3 separate regions of the Homo sapiens genome follow, and regions 2 and 3 are each linked to region 1. Evidence: chromatin loops called from intact Hi-C (ENCODE). Cell type or tissue: endothelial cell of umbilical vein. All regions are shown on one strand.

Region 1 (8,000 bases):
CCAGAGACCTCCTTCCTCCCGGTTTAACACACTAGTGTTTTTTAGCAATTAAGGCGAGAAGGGGGTGGGGATAAAGATAAGCCAATTTTTTTTTCCGCCATGCAAGTGTGAGAGATAAGATAACGCTAAGCTGGGGCAAAGCGGCTGCTTACAACCTCCCCTTAGCGATTTTGATCGGTCACTTCTTATCTCGCAAAAATGCTCTTTTCGAAAACTGGATCAAAAAAGAAAAAGAGAAAAAGAAAAGAAAGAAAGATTTTCATTTGGAAGTGACATTTAAAACCCACCTCCCCTCCACTGACAACCCACCCCCCATTGGCGGGGCTCCCCAGGAAAAGTCGCACCTCGACTGCAGGATTTCAGGCTTTCTCGCGGGGGGCAGGATTACTAGTGCAATTAGGCTGAATAAAACCAGGGATGCGTGATGAGGATTTATCCTGTATCCAACCCAAGCTCGCGGCTGGGTTTTCCTTCTCTTAGTTACTGGTCGATGTTTGTGTTTCGCCATCGCACTCAGTGCCTTCAAACTAAACAGGTAGTTATACTTGGGAGGGTCATATAACTATGTCAACATGAAGTGGTTGTTAATGCGAAATAAGAAGAAACTCTTCTGATATTTATAGGCCCCTATAAAGGGAGAGAAAGGAAATCACACTCCCTAGAACCCGAAAGCTCCCAGCCGAACCGGACCCTCGGGGAGTTTTAGAAATCCTTCTTTCCGCACAGGAATTTCGCGAAGGGGTTTCCGGAAGACTTTGTCGAGGAAGGTTTTGGTATCAGACTCCACGACCTCAGAGCGCCCTGCAAATTCCCCCCGGCCCAGTGGCTAGCCCCAGAATGCAAACCTCAAGGCGGGCGCCCCAGACCAAGCTGACCTAGCCTCTGCCCACCCCCAGCTCACAACCCCGAGGCTCCCACCCCCTGCCCCCGACCGGGTCGGCACCGTGGCGTCCGGCACATGCCAAGTCTACCGTCTCCAAGCCAGGCTGCAAGATCCAAAGGTTGGGGCCTGCCGCGGACGGATTGTCCCTGGGGAGCTGAAACCGCCCAGCGGGGAAACCCCTCCTCTCGCCCTTCCCCGAAAAGCTTGGCCGCGGTCTAAGCTCCGAGCAAGCGGGTATCCGCTGACAGCCGGGCCTCACGTAAGGCCCACACGCGTCCCATTAGTCAGCCCGAGTTCCCCTCGGGCGAGCCGCCTGGCGCGGCCCCAAGGCCGGGCTCAGGCGGGGAGAGGGTGCGGGGCCGCAGCGAGCTGCGGGCGGAGGTGCGGGCTCCGCGGAGCCCGGCCAGGCTCGGTTCCGCGTTCCTGGGCCCGCGGGTAAGCTGAGTCGGCGGGGCAGGCCGCTCCCTGGCTGGCGCCGGGGCGCCAAGCTGCGCTTCACGTGCCCGCCATATCAGCAGCAGCGGCGGCGGCGGCGAGGAGGGGGTGCTGGGAGGCGCGCGGCCGTTCCCGCGGGGTCTCCGGACCCCGCCTCCCCGCCCCTCCCCGTGGGGGCTGGGCCGAGACCACCCTGCGGCCCCCATCCCAGCGCAAGCCGAAAGCGGCGCTGCCAGACGCAGAGAGGCTCCTGGGGCGCCGTTCCGAGAGCCGCGCGGCGGCAGCAGCCAGGGGAGGGTGCTCCTCGCGGCCGCCCCGCCGCCGCCGCCGCAGTCACGGGGACCGGAAGCCCTCGCGCCGCCCCGAGCGGCCTCCGCTGGCCCCAGGGCTGTTCCAGACGAGGGCTGGCCGCGCGTCACCCCTGATCCCTCCTCGCCCCAGGCGACCACCCGGGCCCTGCGGTATCCCGGTGTAAGCCGAGAGGACCCTTCCTGCGGTCCGATGAGATGTCCCTGTCCCTCTGCTACCACCATAAGCACGCCCCCCCGCACCGCTCGCAGCTCCGCAGCTGGGACCGGAGGGGCGCGGAGCCGCCACTCCGGCCGGGCAGGAACACCTGCTCCCAGGCCCTGCAGCTGGGCGCGTGCTGCTGTGAGAGGCTGCCTACTGTTGTGTGCAGAGATCGCGGAGGAGAAAATAGGGCTCCGAAGCTCAGGGCCAGGAGCAGCCAAGCCTCGGCCACCCCCATCTCCCACCCACTGCAGGCGACAGAGCGCGAAGCCAGAGGGCCTGCTGGGGGCCCGGGTCTCCTTTCGAAGGTCGAAGGGCCGCCACCCCTGGGATCCGGCTTCTGGCCTGAAGAGGTCGTTCATAAAACAGATGGGGCAAAACCTGTTTTGGGAGCCTTCCCAGTGTCCGCCCCCGCTCTCCAAACCAGACACACTCATCTCCCCCTCAGCCCTACTCTAGCCTCCGGCGGGGGACGGGAGTAGGTCATGGCGGCACCGGTACTCCACCCGCCCCCCTCCACGTAGGGACGTAGGGTCGGCTGCGGGGCTCGGACTTTGCCACTCCACCTAGGGAAGGGCCAATGGACGCTCCCCGTCTCCTCCGTGTCCGGAGGAGATCCGGCGGCGGAGCTGACCTGCAAGGCTTGCCCTGCCTCACCCACCCCCCACCTCCGTCCCACCCTCCCCGACTCTCCTGGCCCAGGGCCCGGCCCGGGAAGGCGTTGTTTTGCCAGCGGGAGCCGAGCGAGTGCACAGAGAAAAGCCTCCCTACTCTAATGAGAGTGCACACAGCGCTGCAGCGAGGAGGATGATTACCCGGCGGGCGGGGGGCGCGGGCTCGGGCCGCGGGCGGCGTGTGCGGCGGCCCCGCGGGCCCGGAGTCCCCGCCTGTCTGGCTGCTAATCGCACGCTTTCTGCTGTTACGGAGGCAGGCGGGAGCCGGCGGCCGAGCCCAGCGCCGACGACTCGGCGGGTGACACGGAAACATGGCGCAGCGCCCCTCCCCCGCCCGCGCTCCCGCCTCCCGCCCTCCCCGCGCTCCCGCCTCCCGCCTCGCACTTCCTCCCGCCCGCGCGGCTTTTGCAGTTTTAATGCTCTGCTTTCGGCCTGGCACCATTACGCTAGCAGCCGCTTCTCCGCGGCCCCGCGCGTCTCTTTCCCCTTTGTTTTCGGGGTCTATAGAAAACGTTTGCTTTTGTCCCGAGCTCTCGTTAAACCAAACTTGTGGTGGCAACGGAAGGCGGTGCAGGCGGGGAGGGGTCCGGGGATTTTGGCAGTAGCCGGCCAGAGCGTGGTGGAAACTTCTCTCGCTGGGTTCTCCGCTCCCTCCCACTCCCCCTCCCCAACACAGAGCCGCCGGCCTCCCGACGCTTCTCCCTTCGCCCCCGAGAGGCCCCAGTGCTCCAGGAAGGTCTGGGCCACAGAGACTGTGACCAGGGGTGAAGAACTCAGAGTGCGTGTCTGTGAGCCCCGAGGTTTTGGCACTCGATGACCTTGCTCCCTGCAGCCCCGACTTACCTCTTTCCCTTTGGTCATTCGGGGCTTTGTATCAGTCGGTGAAGAAGGGGAGGGAAGAGAAAGTGTTTCTTTCGTGCGTGTGGTTTTTATTTTAAGGATTTGTTGGAATCTGTCACCCCCAACTGCACAGCCCCCTCCCGTATAGGATCTAGGGCGAAAGCGGGGAAACGTCGGATTTAGGGGGAAAGGGTCGGGTCAGAAACCTAGCCCTGGAGGCTGGATCGTACTCTCCTGGCGGGCTCAGCCACACTTGGTCGGCACGCGGGGCGGGGCGACCCAGCAGAGTGGGGGACGCAAGGGCCAGGTCCCTCGGTCCAGGAGACGCCAAACGTTCCAACCTTGGAGCGAGAGAGCAGGAACCCCCGCCCCCACCCAAGCGCGCGCGCTCCCTAGCTCGACGCGCAAGCCGTGGCTCTCCGCGCCAGAGCTGCTCAGGCGGCAATTTTTTAAGCCTGCAATTAAGCGAGGCGTCGCCGTGTCCTCTGCTAGTGTCGGTCCTGTCAGTCGCACATGGCCTTGGTGCTCCGGTCCGAGGCCCCGCGATTAGTCACAGGCTCGCTTCGCTCCTTCCCTAATCCGCCTCTGCAGGCAGCCTGGGGACGCGGCCGACTTGGCGGCGCTGGCAGGGAGCCACTGCCCGCGGGGCGGGCCTCCTGACCAGTGCCAGCCCCGCTGCGCCCGAGCCGGCGCGGGCCCTGGGGTGCGGGTTTGGCGCCCCTCCCCTCTCACAGCCCCCTGGCTGGGGTGGCGGCGCCCCTCCTCCTCCCGCCCCTCTCCCGGGCCTGCGAGATCTATTTGTGTGGTGTCATTTGCATAAAAATAGGACAAGTGTTTCTGTGCGTTCATACGCGGGAGGCGAAATCCTTATTGATGTGTCTGTGTGGAGCCTTCGATTGTCGGAGCGGTTTGATTTAGGGTGTTTGTGTTGCCTTCTACAAGAAAGGAGAGAAAGTCCTTCTCAACTCCTTCGGCGGCCTGGGCCCCCAGAAGCATGTCCCTCTGCGCGGCCGGAATGGTCCACCACTTGGGCCCCAAGCGCGCCGGATCCACAGCGAGCAGGTTGAGGGCCAGGCGGGAGGCCCATTATGACTCATAAAATCGGGCGGCCTAATCGCCAGCTGCCAACCCATTTACATGTGGAGCTTCCCAATGCTCCCTTCGCCCGGGCCCGGCTTCCTGAGGGTTTGCCCCGACACAGCTAGAGCCGCCAAGTGGGAGCTAATCTAGTGGCCTCTCCTTCCCGTCGGCAGCGTGGCTTCCCTTCCCCGGCGACCCCCGCTCTCTTGGCCTACTGCGCTGCTCGCCAGCAACTCCTCAGCTTGGACAAATAGCTGGGAGGGCGCCGGCCGCGCGGAGCCAGTAAATCAATCATTAACTCCCAAGCGAGGCCTGGACCAGGGGAGGGAGCGGCGGCCAGAGCCGAGTCCGCGAGGCGAGCGCAAAGCCTCCACCGGGGTTAGGAGCCACCCACGCGCCAACGAACCGGGTGCGTGAAGGCGGGTCCCGCCATGGCCTCCCGGGCCCCTCCAGAAGCCTCCGCCCGCCGGGCCTTTCAAGCCCGCACCTTGCCTGGCCAGGCAGGTCGCGTTACAGCGCTGCCCCTGGGAGAGCTTGAACATTAACGAGTCGCCTCGGGCCTCAGCGGCCTGCTCTCCACAGGAGAGCGTCCCGCGCTTGGGCAAGCTCCTCGGATCCGGCCGGGCTCCTCCTGGCTCAGGCTTGCTAAACCAAACTGATCGCACCCTGTATCGACCAATCTCCCTGCGGCACCCTCTTCCCTCAGCCCACGGTGGAGCCGGCACGCAGGGGGTTAAAAGCCCCGGTTCGCTCTGGCTCCTCGGCTGCGAGGAGAAAACGCTGATCAAAGTGCTTAAGGGGAAGGTAACACATGCACATTCGGTCCCGGGTCGAAGGAGGCCGACTGGAGACGGCTCCCGAGCCACCCGCCTCGACCCGCTTCCCACACTCCCGGGAACGCGGCGGCGGCGGCGGCCCTGGCCCGCACGATTCGCTCGGCGGAGCGCTGCGCTGCTGGGCTGGGAGGGCGGCGGGGAGGAGGAGAGACGAGGGGGCGGGAGGCGAACCCGGGCTGCGCGCCAAGAGGCCCGGAGCCGCAGATTAGTCACCGCTCGGCTCTGCGCTCCCGGGTGCGCCCGGGAACCGGGAGGGCAGGCGTCGGCCCCGCTCAGCCGGGCTCCCCGGTCCTCGGCGCGGGTGCCCCCACCCCCACCCCCGCGCGCTCCTGGCGCGGCTGGCTCGACTCTCGGGGACCCGCGCAGCCGAGATCCACTTGTCAGGTCAAGGGCAGGACAGAAACTCTGCAAGCGGAGTCTTGCTTGCGAACAGGAAATTTCTCCTTGATGAGGTGCTGCCCCTCCCCCACGCCGGGCTTCAAAACAAAACTCCAGAGCGGGCGGCCAGGTACCCAGCCTCGCTCGCCATGGCCGGCGACCTCCGCTCCTCGGCCCCGGCCCCGGGCGGCGGAGCCAAGCCAACAGAGCCGGCGGACGGACTCGGCGCCGGCCCCGCGGAGGGCGCCAGGCTGCCACCCTCCGGGGCCCGGACGGGGTCGGCGGGGGTGCGGAGCCCCGGAGCCCCCGCGCCTCCCCAGGTTCTACAGCCACCGAGCGGTTTTGCGGAGCTGCCCGAGGCCGCCGGGTCAGCGGCTCCCCGGAGGGCGTGGGGGGCGGGGAGGCCGCGCGGCGCCGCCGACTCGGCGAATCCCGCTGCGGGAGCCCGGGAGGGCTGCGAGCTCGGCCTGGCAAAGTTCCTGTGGAAACTCCATGTTTTGAAACTCCTGCGGCGTCGCAGAAGGAGGGGGAGAGGGGAGCGCGGGAAGCGCGCGGGGGCGGTCTGCACCCGCCTCTCCCCGCCGGGGAGTGGGTTCCGCGGCCCCCCGGGCCTCATGGGAAAGCTGGAGGGCGGGGACGGCCGGGTCCCCGGGCCCGTTCTTTTGTGTGTTCTCTCTCTCTTCCACACTCTAAGAGAAATTTATAAACCCGTTTCATTTAATGAATTCACCCGGGAGAGGAAGGCTGCCTTTTTAGGGACCATGATGTTCAGGGTAATTTCGTATTTGACACATGTAAATACTTAGTACTCTCAGGTAAGGTCAAATTATTTATCATCTTAATTTATATTTCAATAGGCCTACAATTTAGAGGCGAGAAATGCCTCCTTATGAATCATTATGGTCTATTAGGGGAAGTAATGTATAAACAGCACTATTTGGGAGGGAATCACTTATGTTGACATTTAAATAGCTCTTCAATAGTTAAAAAAAAGACATTTGAGTGTCTTTGATTAAATATACAATTTACAAGACCATCAGCATAGCCATCAGGAATATAAATTCTTCTTGGAATTTTTATTTATTTCCAATTTTTGAAACCTTCCAGGGCATGCGTGTCATTGAATCCCTATGGGGGAAAAAAATCTTAACATTTCAGGCAAAATATTCTCCTCTCCCCTAGCTTCCTGTCTTATCAGGAACTCAGGGAACTTCTGGAACTCTGAGCACACTTCACCAGCAGGGACCACAGTGGGAAGTTTGTAGATCCTGTACCTCTAAGACAATCAACCATTTTCTTTTCTTTTCTTTTTTTTCTTTTTTCCTTTTTCTTTTTTTTTTTTTTTTTTTTTTTTTTTTTTTTTTTTTTTTTTTTTTTTTTTTTTTTTTTTGAGACGGAGTCTCACTCTTGTCGCCCAGGCTGGAGTGCAATGGCATGATCTTGGCTCACTGCAACCTCCGCCTCCCGGGTTCAAGTGATTCTCCTGCCTCAGCCTCCCAAGTAGCTGGAATTACAGGCTCCCGCCACTACACCCAGCTAATGTTTTTGTATTTCTAGTAGAGACGGGGTTTCACCATGTTGGTCAGGCTGGTCTCAAACTCCTGACCTCAGGTGATCCACCAGCCACGGCCTCCCAAAGTGCTGGGATTACAGGCGTGAGCCACCACGCCCGGCCGAGAATCAACCACTTTCTAACAATATTGCAGCCAATTTGTGAAACAGCACAGCTTCCCTGCTGGAGTTGAACCTTCCAGAAGGCCAGTGTCTGTCCATCCATCCTGATGTTCCCGCAGCACCCAACATAGGATCTCACACTGTTTTAAGTCATCGTTTCATACCTGCTAAAATATCACCTTCTTAGAGGCTTTTCCTTGCTGCCTCCACCCTCACCCCCCATACCCTTTCTTGAAAGGCCCCTTGTTATACTTCTTTGCTTGAAGCATCACCCATCTTTATAATGCCCCTTCTTAACCTCGCATCTCCTTTGCTGGTTCCCTATTTATCTGTTTCCCTGTACACCTGGACTTCTTGAAAGAGGTGTCTCCATCCATGTGGAATTTCTGCAGGCTTACCTCATGTTCACTCTAAAAATCAGCTAGTCATGAAGTTATTTTAAGACACTGGAATAAGTGCAGCTTTGTTTATAACAGCATAGGATTATAAACAACCTAAAGAGTCAGCAGTGACATTGATGGCACATGCATACAATGGAATATTCTGTAGCTGTTAAAATAATAAAGAAGATCTGCTCTGTGTATTGATATGGAAAGACCCCCAAGGTCTACAGTTAAGGAAAAAAAAATAAGGTACAGAGCAGTGTGTACCATCTGCTACAGTTTGTGTAAAAACAAAATAGGGGGGAAT
Region 2 (8,000 bases), 350 kb before region 1:
CAGGAGATTGAGACCATCCTTGCTAACACAGTGAAACCCCGCCTCTACTAAAAATACAAAAAATTAGCCGGGCGTGGTGGCAGGCACCTGTAGTCCCAGCTACTGGGGAGGCTGGGGCAGGAGAATGGCGTGAACCCAGGAGGCGGAGCTTGAAGTGAGCTGAGATTGCGCCACTGCACTCCAGCCTGGGTGACAGAGCAAGACTCAGTCTCAAAAAAAAAAAAAAAAAAATTACTGTTGTTTAAGCCACCCAGTCTGCCATTTTTTGTTATAGCAACCAGAGCTGACTAACACATTCCCTGAAAGAAACAAAGACAGAAGGACTGGGGGAGAAAGAAGACCCCAGGCCATCTTCACTTCATGGTCAGTGACACAGGGCAGAAGGATGGGAGATGAAAGGAGGGAGGGAGGAAGGAAGGGAAGAAAGAAAGGAGGAAGGAAGATATCGTGGGAAGGATCCGTACTTTAGGGCTCAAAGGCACCTTCACTTTCCTACCCCATCTCATCATTACTTCTTGTTTCCTCCATCTCCCCTTAATAGAGTCATGCAGGAAGCCCTTAGCTACTCTGCTGCCATCTGCCCTGTTTGAGTACAAGCCCAGCAGAGCTGCACTGCAGCCAACATAGACAATCTGGCAGGACTCCAAGACTTCCGGGTTAGGATCCCAGCTTGCAACGCGTTACTGAGCAATCCTTCATCTTGCATTCATTCAGCAAATTTTTGATCAATATTCATTCCGCAACTGTGGACCTAGTCGCAGCACTGAGCGAGGTACATGGGGTCCCTGCTTTCTTCTTCTGCGGGAGATGGACAAAGAACAAATAAATGTACAAATGTCAATTGGTAGAAAGTCCTATGCTAAGAACCAAACCAGGGTGCTGTGGTGGAGTGCCTGGGGAGCTCCCTCTGGTGAAATGTAAGCTGAGATTGGGAGGACACAAAGAAGCCAGCATGTGATTATTGGAGGAAGAGCATTCAAGGCCAAGAGAAGAGCTAGTACAAAGGCCCTGAGGCTGGAATGAGAGAGGTATGTTCTAGAAAGAGCAGGAAGGCCAATGTGCCTGGAGTTCCCCAACCGGGTGGGAGGAGGGGGAGTGAAGAATGTGATAGGAGATGACATCACAGAGCTCAGCAGGTGCCAGATCACATAGGGCTGGGCACACCAAGATAAGGAGTTAGGATTTCAGCTGGGGTTAGGAAAGGAGGTGACGTCATCAGATTGCCATTTAAAAAAAAAATTGCTCTAGCCATAAGATACTATTAGTTTTAAAGGGAAAAATAATAACATAGTGAAGAGAGCAGGCCAACACCACCTTAGCCAAGTGATCAATGTTAACATTACCGGTAATGGAACAAATGGGCATCACGTGCCTCCTGATACGATGCATGGAGGACACCCATCACTTGAGTGGCATTCCTGCGAAACATGCAGTATCTGAATCTGATCACGAGAGACATCAGACAAAGCCCAACTAAGGGTCAGTCTATGAAATCGCCAGCCCTTATTCTTCAGAAGTGTTCATGTCATGAAAGACAAGGATAGACTAAGGGACTATGCTGGATTATAGGACACACAACAACAGATTACACAACAGGCACACAACAACAGATTACAGTGTGCAATTCTGAATTGGATCCTGAACCAGAGAAATATTTCTTTTCTTTTGTTTTGAAGGACATTAGTGGAGCAACTGACAGGATTTGAATAAGATCTGGGGATCAGGTAACATCTGTGTAAATATCTGTGTATATTTCCCAATTTTGATAAACCGTACTGTGGTTATTTAAGAGAACATCCTTGTTGTTTTTGTTTTTAGGAAATGCACCCTGAAATATTTCAGGGTTCAAGGAGCATCATGTCTAAAATTTAATCTCAAAAGCTTCAGGGAAAACAGAAATGTGTGTGTGTGGAGAAAGCACACAAAAATTGGTAAAAATGTTAACATTGGGGGAATCTGAGGAAAGTAGATTCAGGAAGTCTTGGCACTCCTTTTGCAAGTTTTCAAGTCTGTAATTATTTCAAAATCAAAAGTTTACAAAATAAAAATTAAGGCTGGGCACAGTGGCTCATGCCTGTAATCCCAGCACTTTGGGAGGCCGAGGCAGGTGGATCACCTGAGGTTAGGAGTTCAAGACCAGCCTGGCCAACATGGTGAAACCCCATCTCTACTAAAAATATAAAAAATTAGCCAGGTGTGGTGGTGGGTGCCTGTAATCCCAGCTACTCAAAAGGCTGAGGCAGGAGAATCTCTTGAACCCAGAAGGCAGAGGTTACAGTGACCCAAGATCATGCCACTACACTCCAGCCTGCGCTACCGAGTGAGACACCATCTCAAAATAAATAAATAAATAAATAAAAATAAAGTCCACTCTGGCTGCCGGGTGGAGCATAAATATTGGGGGAGGGGCAGCATCAGGAGAGGTAGGACCAAGGATGGCCTAGGGTGCCGTGCTAGGAGGAGACAGGGCCAAGGCCTTAGAGTGTACAGAAATCAGGACCAACAGGCTTTCCATCTTAGGAAAGCCACTCTGTCCCCCACCATGCTGCTAACAACGGACCCAGCCAGTGCCCACCAAATGGCTCCTGCAGCCTTCCTTTGCAGCCACACTGAAAAGCGATCAAATGTGAAATCCCAGGGAGGCCAGAGCAATGCGGCCAGCACTCAGCTCCGGGAGGCTGGTCAGGGAAGGGAGAGATTGGCTGCAGCCCCTGCTGCCCTGTCACCTGTATCCACGAGTGTCCCCCACTGTCTGTTGCCCCCTTGGCCGGCCTCAGCCCCTCAGGAAATAAGACTCTCCAGGCCCCAGCAGGCCTTTTGACCCAAGCCGGGGCAGCCGGGGCTCAGTTCTGAAAGAATAAAGGAACAGGCTTTCTCAGGGGGCTGCCCCTCCTCGGCCTGGTGCAGGGGACACGTGGCACAGCCAGCAAGGCTGTCTAAACAAGCAGGGGTTGAGCTGCACACCAGGCGCCACGCTCATTAAACTGGGGGCCAGCCGCAGGGCTAATCAGCCAAGCGCCTCCAGACACCGTAGTCTTGCAGGTGGATGGTGCCCCTCTGGCCTGCACACGTCTCAGTGGAGGCCGGGTAGTCTCAGGATCCCGGACAAACGAGCCAGAAAAGCCTCCTTCTCCCACCCTACTCCATCATGCGCAGAAACCAACAGTACTGTGGGGGAAGGACAGAGGGAGGTTTACACTCCCCACACGATCGCCTTTGGGAAGGGAACTCTGATGGACTCCCTCCCCTGCTAGGCAGTTCACCATCAGACACCCACAGCCTGCTTTGCTGGATTAGAGGCAGCAAAAAAAGGAGGCCAAAATGTAGTCATGCTGATAGATTGCTATCAGCAGGCCCATAGGAGAGCCTGTTCCTTTATTCTTCTGAACTCTTTCATGGAGACGCCGCCGGCTCAGGCATGGTGACTCAGACGCTCCAGAATTCGGAGCAGCCAGGACCATGGGTCTGGGTGGGGACGTCAGCCTGTGTGTCAGGCCCAGCCCTGGCACCCAGCCAGCTGGGAGGCTGGGAGGCTGGAGGTTTGCAGGCTCATAAAAAGAAATCGCTTGTTCCTCTGCCAGACAAGAATGAGCCAGGTCCGGCGGAGAGAGAAGAAAAGCACTGCTGCTGTGGGATATTCATGCCCAAGATAGTGTCCTTCTGCAGCTCTGGAGGCTGACAAAGATCTGCTTCTTCGGAGCAGGCAGCAGCCACATCAGGGAAGAACTGCACCTCTGACCCACTTGCCGGTGACCCAGTTGCAGGAGAGGAAACTGGGGCGCCAGGAGATGGGATGACTTAGCCCCAGGTCCCCCACGAATGCCTGCCCCCCGACTTCCCTATGGCAGGGTGGACACTGGGAAATCTGAGGACACAAAGAAATGATAACCCATGCCTTCCAAGTTAGTCCGGCCCCTCAGGCGTGAGTGCTCATGCGTTTTGCCCAGACTGGGGCAAGCCTTAGATGTTTTCATATTTTTCAGAATCTCTCTTCTTGACTTGAAATGGCACGGCCAAAAGCATTGTTTCTCAAAGAAGCTACGGATGTAGGACCAGTCTTGTTTGTGTTTGTTTGTTAATTAATTCCAATCCGTTATGGACAGATACTTCTGTAAAGTACAATAAAAATGATTTGCTGGAAAAATGAAGCAGAAAAAAACACAACATAAAACACAAGCCCAAACCTCTACGGTTAGATTTAACAAACACACACATACTCTGTTGACTTGCTATAAAAGTTTCTAAACACTTGCTCCCAGTTTCTGTACTTAGCTCACTGAGGACAGGTGCCAGACAGCTGTGGACTGGCACTCACCCACCGAGCACACTTCAAGTAGCGGCGGCAAAAAGTCAAGGTCAAAGCAGATGGGTTCTGGCCGGGCACGGTGGCTCATGCCTGTAATCCCAGCACTCTGGGAGACCAAGGCGGGTGGATTACCTGAGGTCAGGAGTTCGAGACCAGCCTGATCAACATAGTGAAACCCTGTCTCTACTAAAAATACAAAAATTATCTGGGCATGGTGGCAGATGCCTGTAATCCCAGCTACTCAGGAGGCTGAGGCAGGAGAATCACTTGAACCTGGGAGGCAGAGATTACAGTGAGTCAAGGTCACGCCATTGCACTCCAGCCTGGGCAACAAGAGCAAAACTCTGTCTCAAAAAAAAAAAAAAAAGCATATGGGTTCTAATTCTAGCCACCTCTATCACTAACTGGCTGCATGCCTTTGCCCTCAGCCATACTCTCTTCTTTTGCACATAGCCAACTCACGAATCTACTCACACTACAGTCACATGTGCAAAAGAAGATCTCATTTCTTTACTTTGTCTATGGAGGATCCATTCTTGGTCGAGCATAGCAAGGCAGGGTGGGGTGATGACATTTTAGTTGTACAGAGTAGACTAAGTGCAGTACAATTGTTTAAATGGTCCTTTTAGGCAAATGCCCAGGCTCTCCCAGATTCCCACCCCACCACCCCTCTCTTCTACAAGATGGAGTTTAGGTGTATGGAGGAAGGGAATAGAACTTATGTCAGTGTTTCTCAAACTTTAATGTGCAAACAAGTCCCCTGGGGAGCTTGTGAAAAGTGCACATGCTGATTTAGCAGGTCTGGGGGCAGGCCTGAGATTGTGCACTCCTACCAAGCTCTTGGGTGATGCCAAGGCTGCTGGGCCTCAGAGCACACTTTGAACAGCAAAGGGGCATGAGACCTTACACAGGCAGAGAAATCAGGTCTCATTGCAGTGGAGTGGCTGGTCTAGGCTGCCCCTGAATGGTAACTGCTGAGGTGCAGATGGCTCTCCCTGACTAAAGTCTGAGGCTGGACAACTCCTGGCCCAACTCTGGGTGCATGCACTGTCATCCCCATCACCCAGACAGGCCAGCTGTGCTTCCCCTTGAAGACTGTGATGTCCGCCATCTGGACGGTGACCCAGGCCCACGGGGCCTCGACACACCTACTTTCCACCATCCCCACACAGGGGCACCATCGCCAAACCCAAGGAACTAAGGTCAGCTCTGCTTACCACACCATGCCACTCATTGAGTTTTTCTTAAGCAGAGTCCACTGGATGAATGCGGGGTGCCGCCTTCATACTGTGTCCTCTCCCAACCCTCCCTACAACCGGGAGCAAACATACCACTGCCTGAGGCATGCCCCCTCCCCTCTCCAACATACTTCCCTCCCTCGGGGCAGATCCCAGAGTAGATCACATTGCTTCCCCCAGCTCCAGCTCCATCTTTCCACAGTCCTCCCAGACCGGAGGAACAGCCTCTCCTGATGCCTCTTCCCATCCCTCTTGATACACTGAGTAGGAATTAAAGGAATGTAGGAAACCCTTTTCTCTCCACACAATGCCTGGCTTGCAACCCTATTTCCTCTTTGTGGATTCAAACACAATCTAATTTGACCAAAGCTGAGCAATGTCTTCATTCGTGAGCACTGGCTGCCGTTTATCGAAGCTCTGACATCCATGGGAAATACTGAAGTCCAATAAAAATACTGCCAAGAGCCAGGCGTAGTGGCTCACGCTTATAATCCCAGGATTTGGGGAGGCTGAGGCTGGAGGATCACTTGAGGCCAGGAGTCTAAGACCAGCCTGGGCAACGTAGCGTCTCTATTAATTTTTTAAAAAATACTGCCAAAAATGACTCCTGCTCCCTGTGAAATTCTCTCTCTAGCCCTGAGAATCTATGAAAGGGCCATCCTCTTGCCAACTTAGAAGCAGAGCACATTTCCTAAGGAGGCTTGGAGCTGAGGGCTTGGATGACCCTATCCTCCCACAGACAATCCGTAAGCACCTAGTGGGTGTCAGGCACCAGTGGGGGACCAGGGAGACAGGTGAGCCACACAGTCAAAGTCCTGCTTCCAAAGTGCTCACAAGCTTAGAGTAATGACATCACCACCATTACCTATGGTGACACTGTGATCTGCCACCCGGCCTCTCAGCTCTCAACCACATCAGGGTCTGTCTCAGCTGCTGAGAGCCGCCTGGCTGAAGCAATGGCCTCCAGGGTCAGCCCAGGCCCAAGGACTGATGACTGCAAGGGGATCACCTGGGGACAACTCAGCATCCCTGGCTGGGTATGCTCAGGTTCAGGGCAGGTCATCCCTGGCTAGGCTCCTGCTCATCACGTGGCCGGGTGCTGGAAGAGCTGCACCCAGATGGAAGACGCGTGCCAGTTGCAGAGCTGCGAGCTGTTGGCTGGGGCCTTGGCGCCCTGGCTGATAATCCCACGCTGTGTAACCCTGGGCTGAGTGTGCTACACCAAGAAGGGGAGAAGACAGAATATTCTAACAGGCTGTGGGCCCCCGCCGCCATCTGGATCTCGGTTTCCTCACCTCTGAGGGGTCTTTTCCAGTTCCAATATGCAAATGGTTCATCACTCGCTGTAGAATAGAATCAGAGCTGTGATATGCTGTCCACGTGGCCCACAGACTCAGGGAGGGTCTGAAACTCTGCCAGGGCCTACTGTGCTCCTTTCAGAGGAGCACCACCCCACCCAAGGCACCCCAGGGTGTCTCAGGAGGGCGGCCCAGGACCACTCCGAATGCACTGAAAGCTGACTGTGTTCAGTAGGGGAGAGGGGCCCCTTCTCTAAATATTTTCTCTCCAGGTTTGGCTGGAGACAGTCACAGCCGGTCAGGGGGCTCAAAGAGGCGCCAGGCCTGCCAAGAACCACCTGAGGATGGCGTTTGTGAGGAAAACCCAGGGAGCAGGGCTGGCCCACTCCCAGGCAGCAAAAGTACGGGGCCACCCTCCCCTTCCTGGGTTGGAGCCAGGGCACCCACTGTGGCTGGAAGGGAGAAAGGGAGTTGTGGGCCCAGGCAGCCCCCAGAAAACAGCCCGCAGCCCTCCAGTCAGCTGCCGCGTGTTTGTTTTCACAGCTGCTCCTCCAGCTCGGCTGTTCCAGTGAGCAAAGGAATCTGTTTGTCTGAGAAAAAGAATGTGGCAGAGAGGCGGGAGGCAGCCCCAGGCAGCCCCGGCAGCCTCCTCAGCTTCGGAGCTCACCAAAACCAGCCAGCCACCTCGGGGAGTCACCCAAGAGCCTAGATGGTAAGGTCACAGACTCAGAGACACCTTCACCTCCCCCGGCACCCTCCAGACAGCCCCGCTCCTCCGTGGACCAGGGCTTTGCCCAGAGACCTTGGGCAGGTGCCAGGCTGGCAGCCTGGGCACACAGGACAGAGACCCACCCGCCTGAGGTATTTTATTTACTTCTTTCTCATTCACAGACAACCCCCCACCACCCACACCACACACCACACACAAACACACACACACACACACACACACACACACACACTCTGAGAAGAAAATCAGTCAGCTGTGTGTATGAGGAAAAAGCTCACAGGACTGAAAGCAAACAAGTCTGCAGCCAGGCCTGCCGTGAGGGTGAAGACGAGCAAGCAGAGGGGCTTTCTGCCTCTCTGCAAGGACGCCCTAGGCCCCCTACCCTCGCCCCAGCCCCCAGGCCAGCCTAGTCCCATCCTAGACAGAAG
Region 3 (8,000 bases), 290 kb before region 1:
GCTCACTGCAGCCTCAAACTCCTGGGCTCAAGAAATCCTTCTGCCACAGCCTCCCTAGTAGCTGGGACTACAGGCACATAGTACCATGCCCAGCTAATTTTTAAAATTTCTTGTAGAGACTGGGTCTCACCATGTTATCTACCCAGGCTGGTCTCCTGGCCTCAAGCAATCTTCCCGCCTTAGCCTCCCAAGTCCCTGGGATTACAGCCATGAGCCACCGTGCCTGGCTAAAGCTAAGTCTTACAGATTTCCATAGGAAAGGACCAGGCAGGGGGTGGCAGGGCTAAAGCACAGAAGTGGGAATGGCCCTGGCATATGCAGGCAGAGAGAACAATCCACAGAAAAACAGGTTTTGCTTATATTTCATTTAGAGGATTTTCTAATACAGATTCAAGTCATTCAACATTTACTGGTACCTACTATGAGGTACCTGCTATGGGCCAGGCACCATTTTGGGACCTACAGGGGATCTGGGGCTAGTCCAGCAGGACGAAGGACCAGAACAAACAAAGTGACATGTCTGCGTTTGGGTTCCTCAGTAGCCGACCCTGAGATAAGGGTCTAAGTACAAGTAGTATATCTGGAAGGAGGCAGGGAAGGGAAGGTAGCCAATGAGCAGGTTACTGCTGTGGGCAACTGGGGCACAGTCCCACTGGGGATCTGAGAGCTGGCACAGAACAATTACTTGGGAATATTCCATCCATGGAGTGAGGGAGCTGGGGTATTTATCCACCAGCTCCCATCAGTCATTGGTTGAGGGCTGCTCCCAGGGAGCATTAACCCCCTGGCACCTTCTGCTTGACAGAGAAGGCTCAAGTGGTCAGAAACAGGCTCCAGGCACAGGGATACAGGTGCTGGCAGCTGTGTGCACAGAAATGGTAAGCACAAGGTGACATGGGTGAGGCATCAATAGTGTCTACTGCACATGTGACTGAAAGGGGACAAAGAGGATATGGACCTGTGGCCTCCATAAAGACACCAGGACAAAGTTTCCAAAACACTCATCGGAAGATCCTTGGGGTTCAAAATGCTGAGAGCCGGGGCTGGGGAAGTAGTACATCATTTCAAATAAAAGGAACATTGTGAACAAAGACAGCTGAGCAAGGATCATGTCTGGGAGCTGAAAAGTGTGATTTGGCTAAAGTATAGTGACAAGGAAGGTCAGAGGTAGGGACCTGAGCCACACTGTGGAGAACTCGAATGCCAGGCAACAGCTTTAATCTTCATTCCACAGGCAATGAGGAGCCATTGAAGGTGGTTGAGCAGGAGTGGCATGGAGAAGTGTTGTAGGAACACTAATCTAGCCAAAAAGCAAGAGGATAACTTGGAGGTAGGGAGACTAGGTTAAAAAAAAAAATTCCCCAAATGAATGTTAGCCACAGTGGAGATTATTTCGGAAGGGAGAGAAATGAAGGGGGCTCCCTGCAGCTCTGGCCCCAAGAGAAAGGCCCCTGAAAAGAATTGCGTGGGAGCTGCTAAAAGGGGGACCAGCTCCTCGCCTGCATGGCCTGATTGTTCCTTCTGGCAAAGATGTGGGCCCACTCATTTCTCTCCTATTTTCTTTCCTCCAAAAATGCTTTTGGCCTCTGGTTTCCGAAAGCTTTGCTCAGTGAGTTTAAACAGCATCTCACAGCATGGCCGAGCAATAACAAATGGCGCCTGGTGGCTCGCCTGCTGGTGGCTTAAAAAACAATTGATGACTTTTAATCAGCTGAATGAGCATGGGACAAATGACAGCATGGCCTGAATGCAGCCCAGACGTCATCGGCTGACATCAGTGGGGAGGAGGGAGGTGCCCTTCTGGTGAGCTTGGGAACAAACAGGAGCAGAGGCTGGCGCTTGAGGCTCCAGGAGGCAGCTCTGCTCTCACCCCAAAGCGGTTGCCTTCTTCTCTCCCTTCTGGGGAGACCAGGTGAGCCAAGGGCTGGGGCACTGGAAGACCGGGGTTCAGGGTCTCCAGATGTCACTTGGTAACTGTAGGCATCAGTTCCCCTCCAGACCTCAGTTTCCCCCTCTGATAAATGGAGGAGATGAAGGCAAGTTTGTGTCTTCTGTTAAGCCGCCCCATATGTGGGATAGCTTTAGACTGAATCTCTAAAGGACTCAAGTGAAGGTCTGTTTATATATCCTGCTCCTATCAAAACTATCAAAACCATCAACACTCCCCACTGCACGGCCACTTTCCCCCACCTCCCCCTACCCACACACCAAATGGATACTCACCAAGCATTCCTTTTTTTTTTTTTTTTTTTTTTTGAGACGGACTCTTGCTCTGTTGCCCAGGCTGGAGTGCAGCAGCGTGATCTCACTGCAACCTCCGCCTCCCGGGTTCAAGCTATTCTCCTGCCTTGTAATCCTAGCTGGGATTACAGGTGCGTGCCACCACACCCAGCTAATTTTTGTATTTTTCATAGAGATGGGGTTTTGCCATGTTGGCCAGGTTGGTCTCCAACTCCTAAGCTCAAGTGATCCACCTGCCTCAGCCCCCCAAAGTCCTGGGATTACAGGTGTGAGCCACTGCACCCGGCCTCACCAAGCATCTCTGATAAAGGAGTGCAAATTTGAGCAAAGGAAGCAAAAATGGCAGGAATGAAAATAAAGGTATTTGTTGAGTGCTTACTACATGCCTGGCCCCGTGCTATGTGTTTATAGGCATTATCTCATTATCCCCATCTCACATGAGGTGAGGTGGGGAGGAAACAGGCTCGGAAGGGTAAAGGAATCTGCCCATAGTTCTACCACCAGTAAGTGAGGGACACGAACACATGCCTACCTGCTTCCAAAGCGCTTGCCCTTCCTCACTTTTCCAGCCCAAACTGGGACACAGGAGCAACTTAAGAAAGTAGGCTGGGGGAAAACTTGACCTGATGCAGGAACATATAAATTATATTAAGAAATGCCACAGGTCACACCTCAGTCACAATCACAGGAACGCAAGACCTTTATGCCATGAATCTTCCCTGACCACCAAAATTTAGGAATTAAGAATCTGCTTCTTAGGATTTTTTTTTTTAATCCTGTGCTTGGTCCACAGGAATGGACACTCCCTCCTGGCCAGCTTGCCCACCCTCCAGGCCACAGTTTGCACACTGTTTGTCTCCCCGAGAAGAGCTACCCCTCCCTCCCTGGCTTATGCTGGGCTTTGTGCGAGATGGACCCTGAGATGGTGACTGGTGTATAGGATCCTGATTGGAGGCTGCTGTCAGGAACAATGCCTGTGAGGGAGAAAGGGCTGCAGGATGGGGCAGAGGGAGAAGCTGAACTACAGTGCAGTTGCAACAGAGGCCTCAGTCAACTCCAAGGCAAGTTCTGGGGCTGGGATGGCCCTTCAGAGATGTCCTAAATTGAGGCAAAGGGGTAAGTCCTTGCATAGTCTCCCCCGCCTATAAACCAGTCATTGAATGAGTTGCCCTCCCGGAAGGTGGCAGGGCGCTCCCTTGGACAAGGCAGCTCAGCCAGCTCCTATCAGCTAAGGACAATTCCAAGTGGGCAGCGGTCCCCACCCAAACCTTTGAAGGGGGTAGTTATATGGTGTGCTCCTGAATCCACCATCCCATCCAACAAAACTCCTGCTCATCCTTCAGTTGGCAGCTCAAGCTTGACCCATTCTTTCTGAACTCCTAGCCACTCCCTGAGCCCCTAGACTCGCCACTATTTCCATCCGCAATGATGGCCCTGCTTCAGAAATGTCAGATAACTCCTTACCCTCCATCTCTAGACAGTGAGAAATGGAGATCACCTTTACCACCTGTTCCTGGCACAAAGAAGCCTCCCCTAGGTGCTGAGTAGATGGATGTTGCATGGGAGGTGCCAGCAGGCCCACGGGAATGTTCCAGCTTCCACAATTTCCTCTCTATCAGTGACTCAAAGTGTCTACGTTGTTTCTGCCGATGACATACAAGCACAGAGAAAGCTTGCTCCCACAGCCAACCTGGCAACCTCTCTTGGGCTCAGGCCAAGAAAGTCCTGTCCTTGTTCCCTTCCCTGTCCAGTGTTCTGCTGTAAGTCCACTTCCTAGCTAAGAGGGCCAAGCACATTTAGAAGCCTCCGTGCCAGGGAAAGCCCAATGCCATTGCCAACTGCACTACATCGCCGTTCTTCTGAAGGAAATTACTATTGATCCCACAGCTCTCCTCCCCATGCTGTTTGCCGGGGACAGCCAAGGATTCCCGTGCCAGCTGGGCTCCCACACGGCTCGACTGTTCCTGCACCAGATGGCCAGACCAACACCCTCTGGCTGCCGCACGCTCCCTGGGAGACGAGGCTCTGACGTCTATCAGCCTGGCTTTTTGTGCACAGGGACGCCGGGGTCAGGGATTACAGGGCCAATCACATTACACTAAAAATCTCTGCACAGCGTAAAGATTTCCAAATCCCAGTGGTTATCAGTGTAACCAACAAGGCAGGGAAACTGTTTCTATAGCCTTAACTTTCACTGCTCTTTTCACAAATATCAGTTGAATGCCTCCGTGGTCTGAGGGATGCAATGGTAAACAAGACAGTCCCTACCCTCAAGCTAGTTATAGTCTACTGGGGTATAGGTTAGGTAACCATATCATTTATTGTTCAAACTAGGACACTTTTGAGAAAGTAAAAGGGGTGTTTTTATCGTTAAACCAGGGTAGTAGGCATAAATAAGGAGGTGTTCCAGGCAAACCAGGATGTTTGGGCACCCCAGATAGAGACACAGCATGACCAAAATGGGGGGGAGTTCAGGTCATGGGGGCATAGTACTGTTAGGTGGCGCCACAAGATGGCGCAATTGAAATACTCGTAGCTTTTCTTTGTTTTTGTTTTCTCTCTTGAAAACTAATTTTTCTTTCCATTGCCACAGAGCCAGTAGAACCCTTCCATGGTGTGCTGGAGCCAAAGGGTACTGGTTTGTGAGATCAGATCATCAAATTTTCAGGAATTTTTGCCAATTGGTTACTAAGCATAGCCATTAATAAAAATTAAAAGAAGTAAAATAAAAAATAGAATTATAATTAAAATAATTAAAATTTAAAATGGAGTAAGTCATATTAAAAACAAAGGTAATAAATACTGAAAACTCACACCTTCCTGACTGCTTTGCTACAGTTTACTATTATTTACTCTCATGAGGTTATTTACCCTTTCATGACTGTGTGGTAGAAATACTATGTAAAAGGCAGGGCATGGTGGCTCACACCTGTAATCACAGCACTTTGGAAAGCTGAGGCAGGTGGATCACGAGGTCAGGAGTTCGAGACCAGCCTGGCCAACATAATGAAACCCCCTCTCTACTAAAAATACAAAAATTAGCCAGGTGTGGTGGCGGGCACCTGTAGTCCCAGCTACTCTGGAGGCTGAGGCAGGCGAATCGCTTGAACCCGGGAGGCGGAGGTTGTAGTGAGCTGAGACCACACCATTGCACTCCAGCCTGGGTGAGAGGGTGAGACTCTGTGTCAAAAAAAAAAAGAAAAAAGAAAGAAATACTATGTAATGCTGTGTCCGTGTCTTTTCAACTCCATGGTCAGCACCATCACGTGGGCAGCTTGAGACTGGCTGTGGTGGGAGTATTTGCATCATGGAAATCAGCAGATACTACAAGTCAGGGCTTGGGGGGCAGGGAGCCAGTTGTTAAACATTTACTAGCACATCACCAGAATCATCATTTAAGTTCAATAATTTATGTGGCTGATTTCATGTACTCTGGGCAGTTCTATCACATTCCCCAAAATTATAATGTCCGCTCTCACCCAAAACAACACAGAAAGTTGGGGGAGGAAGGGGTTATGTTCTTCCCATAACCTAATCTGAACACTGAGGAAGGAGGAGCCCACACAGTTTAGTGCTAAGTGCCACAGTGCAGATAGGTGAATCAGGGAGTCCACCGCCAGGGTCTAGACTGCTGTGGAAAGCTTACCCCCAGGGACAGATGCCTAACATTTGCATATTCAAATTGACCAGTGGGGAACTCAGGATATCTTGTCTGTGATTGGTGGGATGACTTAGGGACTGCCCATGGGTACCACTTGTGCTGTGAGTCAGGGCCCCAGTAGCAATGGATGGCAGACTCAGCAAGAGGGTTAACTGACAAGAGTTTGTAAAGGGACTATTTACAGAGTTGTGGGCAGATTACAGAAACCACAAGGGATAGGGAAGTACCCTGGGACTAGCAACAATGGGAAGCTGCCACCACTCCCTGGACTGAGGGAGCCAGGAGTGGGGGCTGTTAGCAGAACCTGGAAAGAGCTGTAGGTGAGGGCTGCTATGGGACGAGGAACGCAGCCACCACCAAAAGGGCAGCCCAGCTGTGGAAATAAATACCCAACCTCTGACTCCTCCTACCTGCCTCCCATTGGCCAAGCCAACCAGAAGCCAGTGGTCAAGGCAGCCCAAGGGATCCAGTCCCCAAGGATCAAGGATCAGCCTCCTGGGCACAGAAAGTGGATGGGGTGAGGGGAGGGCAAATAGATCTGCCCGGCCAATATGGTGCTGCCCCTACCAGTCTGCTGGCTTGAAGAGGATGTGCCAGAGACCACTCACCTGCATGGCTGGCCCAGTAGAACAAACCACAGGCTGGCTGTGGGCCTAGAGGCAGGCAGGCCAGCCGGAGCCTGGCAGAGATATACCAGAGTCAAAGGAGGGCCATCCAAGACCGTCCAGTTGACCTAAACGTGATGTGGAGAGGGATGTGTCTTAGCTACACCTATGTCCAGAATTAAGCCTCTGCACAGGTGTGGATTTTACCTCGAGGCTAATAAAGCTTAAAGTTCAGGGCCTTGACTCGCACAGTCCCCTTCCAAGGCCCTGGTAGGGTCCTAGCAGTTATCATTTGTACCTCTGCACTGTTTTTCTTCAAGAAGGCCCCAAAATTCACGTAACTTTTAGGCCCCCAAACTTGGATCTGACCCTGCAGCTGCATTAAGAAGAGATTGGGCTGCTATTCTGGTTTCTCCTTCCAGGGGGTAAGTTTATCCGCAGGGTACAGGAGGGCAGAAGGGACTGTACCTCCCCACAAGAGGGGTTTTGCCTCCGCTCTGCTTCTCTTGGAGGAGCATTTCCCAAGCTCCTCCTCCTCACCTCGTTCTGGGAGAGGGTTAATAGACGTGGGGGTAGGAGGCCTCTTGGGGCCAAATACTTCTGGAAAGATTGGCGGCCTCTCCACTGCCCCCCACCCACCAACCTCCGGAAGATTCACAATGTACATTAGCATAGTAAAGGCTCCAGATAAAGAAAACGTTTGGCTTTGTTTACTGTGGGGGTTGCCCATACTTCCTGGAGCTTAAGCTGAAAGCGAAAGGATGAGTAGGAGTCAGATAGTTGTAGGAGTCAGATAGTTTTAGGAGTCAGAGGGTTTTAGGCTTGAGGGTACAGCCCCAGCAAAAGCCTCGCAAAGCCCGGAGAACTGGAAGAAATTGCTGCTGGAAGGCAGAGTTTGAGGTGGTGGAGCCGGGAGGGATGGACTAGAGGAGCCCCCCAAGCAGGCCTTTCATCCTGAGGACACCGGGCGACAACGCGCTCAGAGCTCTGAATCAGAGCTTCCCTGAATCACAGGCAGAGCTCCCAGCTCTCTGAAGGCTTGGCATGCTGCTGTTTGCATCCTTCCATCTGTTAGCGATGTTTCAGGCTGGGCAGGCATTGTCCTCATAGAGTTTCTCCCCCATTGTCTCTGCCTCTGCTCACCCCAAAGCTGGCAGAACCACAGCGCCCAGTGGCCTCTGGCTGCAGAGGGCATGAGGACTTCAGGCTGGTTTCCCAGAAACAGGAGGGTTTGTAGATAACCCTGATACCCTATGACCAAAGGCACCGTTCCCAAAACCCCTGCCCATGGAGCTATAGCCTAGTGCTGCCAAGTAAAGTTTGGTTCTGGAAAAAACAATTAGCCTACAGGGGTAGCACTAGCTGTTTCTGAAGTTCTACAGCCCAGGCCACCACTGGGTGCTGGCCTCAGTCCCATGAACCTTCAGCCCTGCCAATGAGAAGAATTCACAGATTTATTGTCTTCTAGAAAGGTTGGGGGACACATTCCTCCA

The links. Peaks named below come from ENCODE experiments on the same cell type or tissue, not always from the same donor. Only the 100,000 strongest peaks of a DNase experiment are listed, where the experiment ranks them.
Region 2: it touches region 1 in a loop (2.7-fold over the local background); 5 of 110 quality-filtered maps call a loop at or near these places.
Region 3: a loop joins it to region 1, with 4 times the contacts of the local background. A loop is called at or near these places in 37 of 110 quality-filtered maps.

What each region holds. Positions count from the first base shown.
Region 1 is chrX:40,103,702-40,111,701 of GRCh38, forward strand. LOC107985687 (translation initiation factor IF-2-like) reads right to left here and starts at 2,785. Exons shown (of 1, transcript NR_171574.1): 1 at 1-2,785. It also overlaps a transcript of BCOR not described here. RefSeq lists silencers at 1,240-1,419, 1,510-1,759, 2,340-2,449, 2,690-2,859, 2,870-2,929 and 1 more, enhancers at 2,190-2,239, 3,425-4,181, 3,655-3,799 and a cis regulatory region at 3,720-3,735. In endothelial cell of umbilical vein, no CTCF peak of the experiment used is centred here; DNase peaks (open chromatin) are centred at 4,570, 4,960 and 5,430; H3K4me3 peaks cover 4,121 bases; H3K27ac peaks cover 3,907 bases.
Region 2 is chrX:39,752,373-39,760,372 of GRCh38, forward strand. It overlaps LOC105373178 (a long non-coding RNA gene), which reads left to right and starts at 7,465. Exons shown (of 3, transcript XR_949026.2): 1 at 7,465-7,554. RefSeq lists enhancers at 274-1,473, 2,319-3,268. In endothelial cell of umbilical vein, no CTCF peak of the experiment used is centred here; DNase peaks (open chromatin) are centred at 1,129, 3,529, 5,819, 7,449 and 1 weaker place; H3K27ac peaks cover 6,502 bases.
Region 3 is chrX:39,809,840-39,817,839 of GRCh38, forward strand. No RefSeq gene overlaps it. Among named protein-coding and RNA genes, the nearest start is that of MIR1587, 24 kb to the right of the region's middle. RefSeq lists enhancers at 4,817-4,876, 6,842-7,757, 7,758-8,000. In endothelial cell of umbilical vein, a CTCF peak has its summit at 4,727 (motif pointing right); no DNase peak of the experiment used is centred here; H3K27ac peaks cover 537 bases.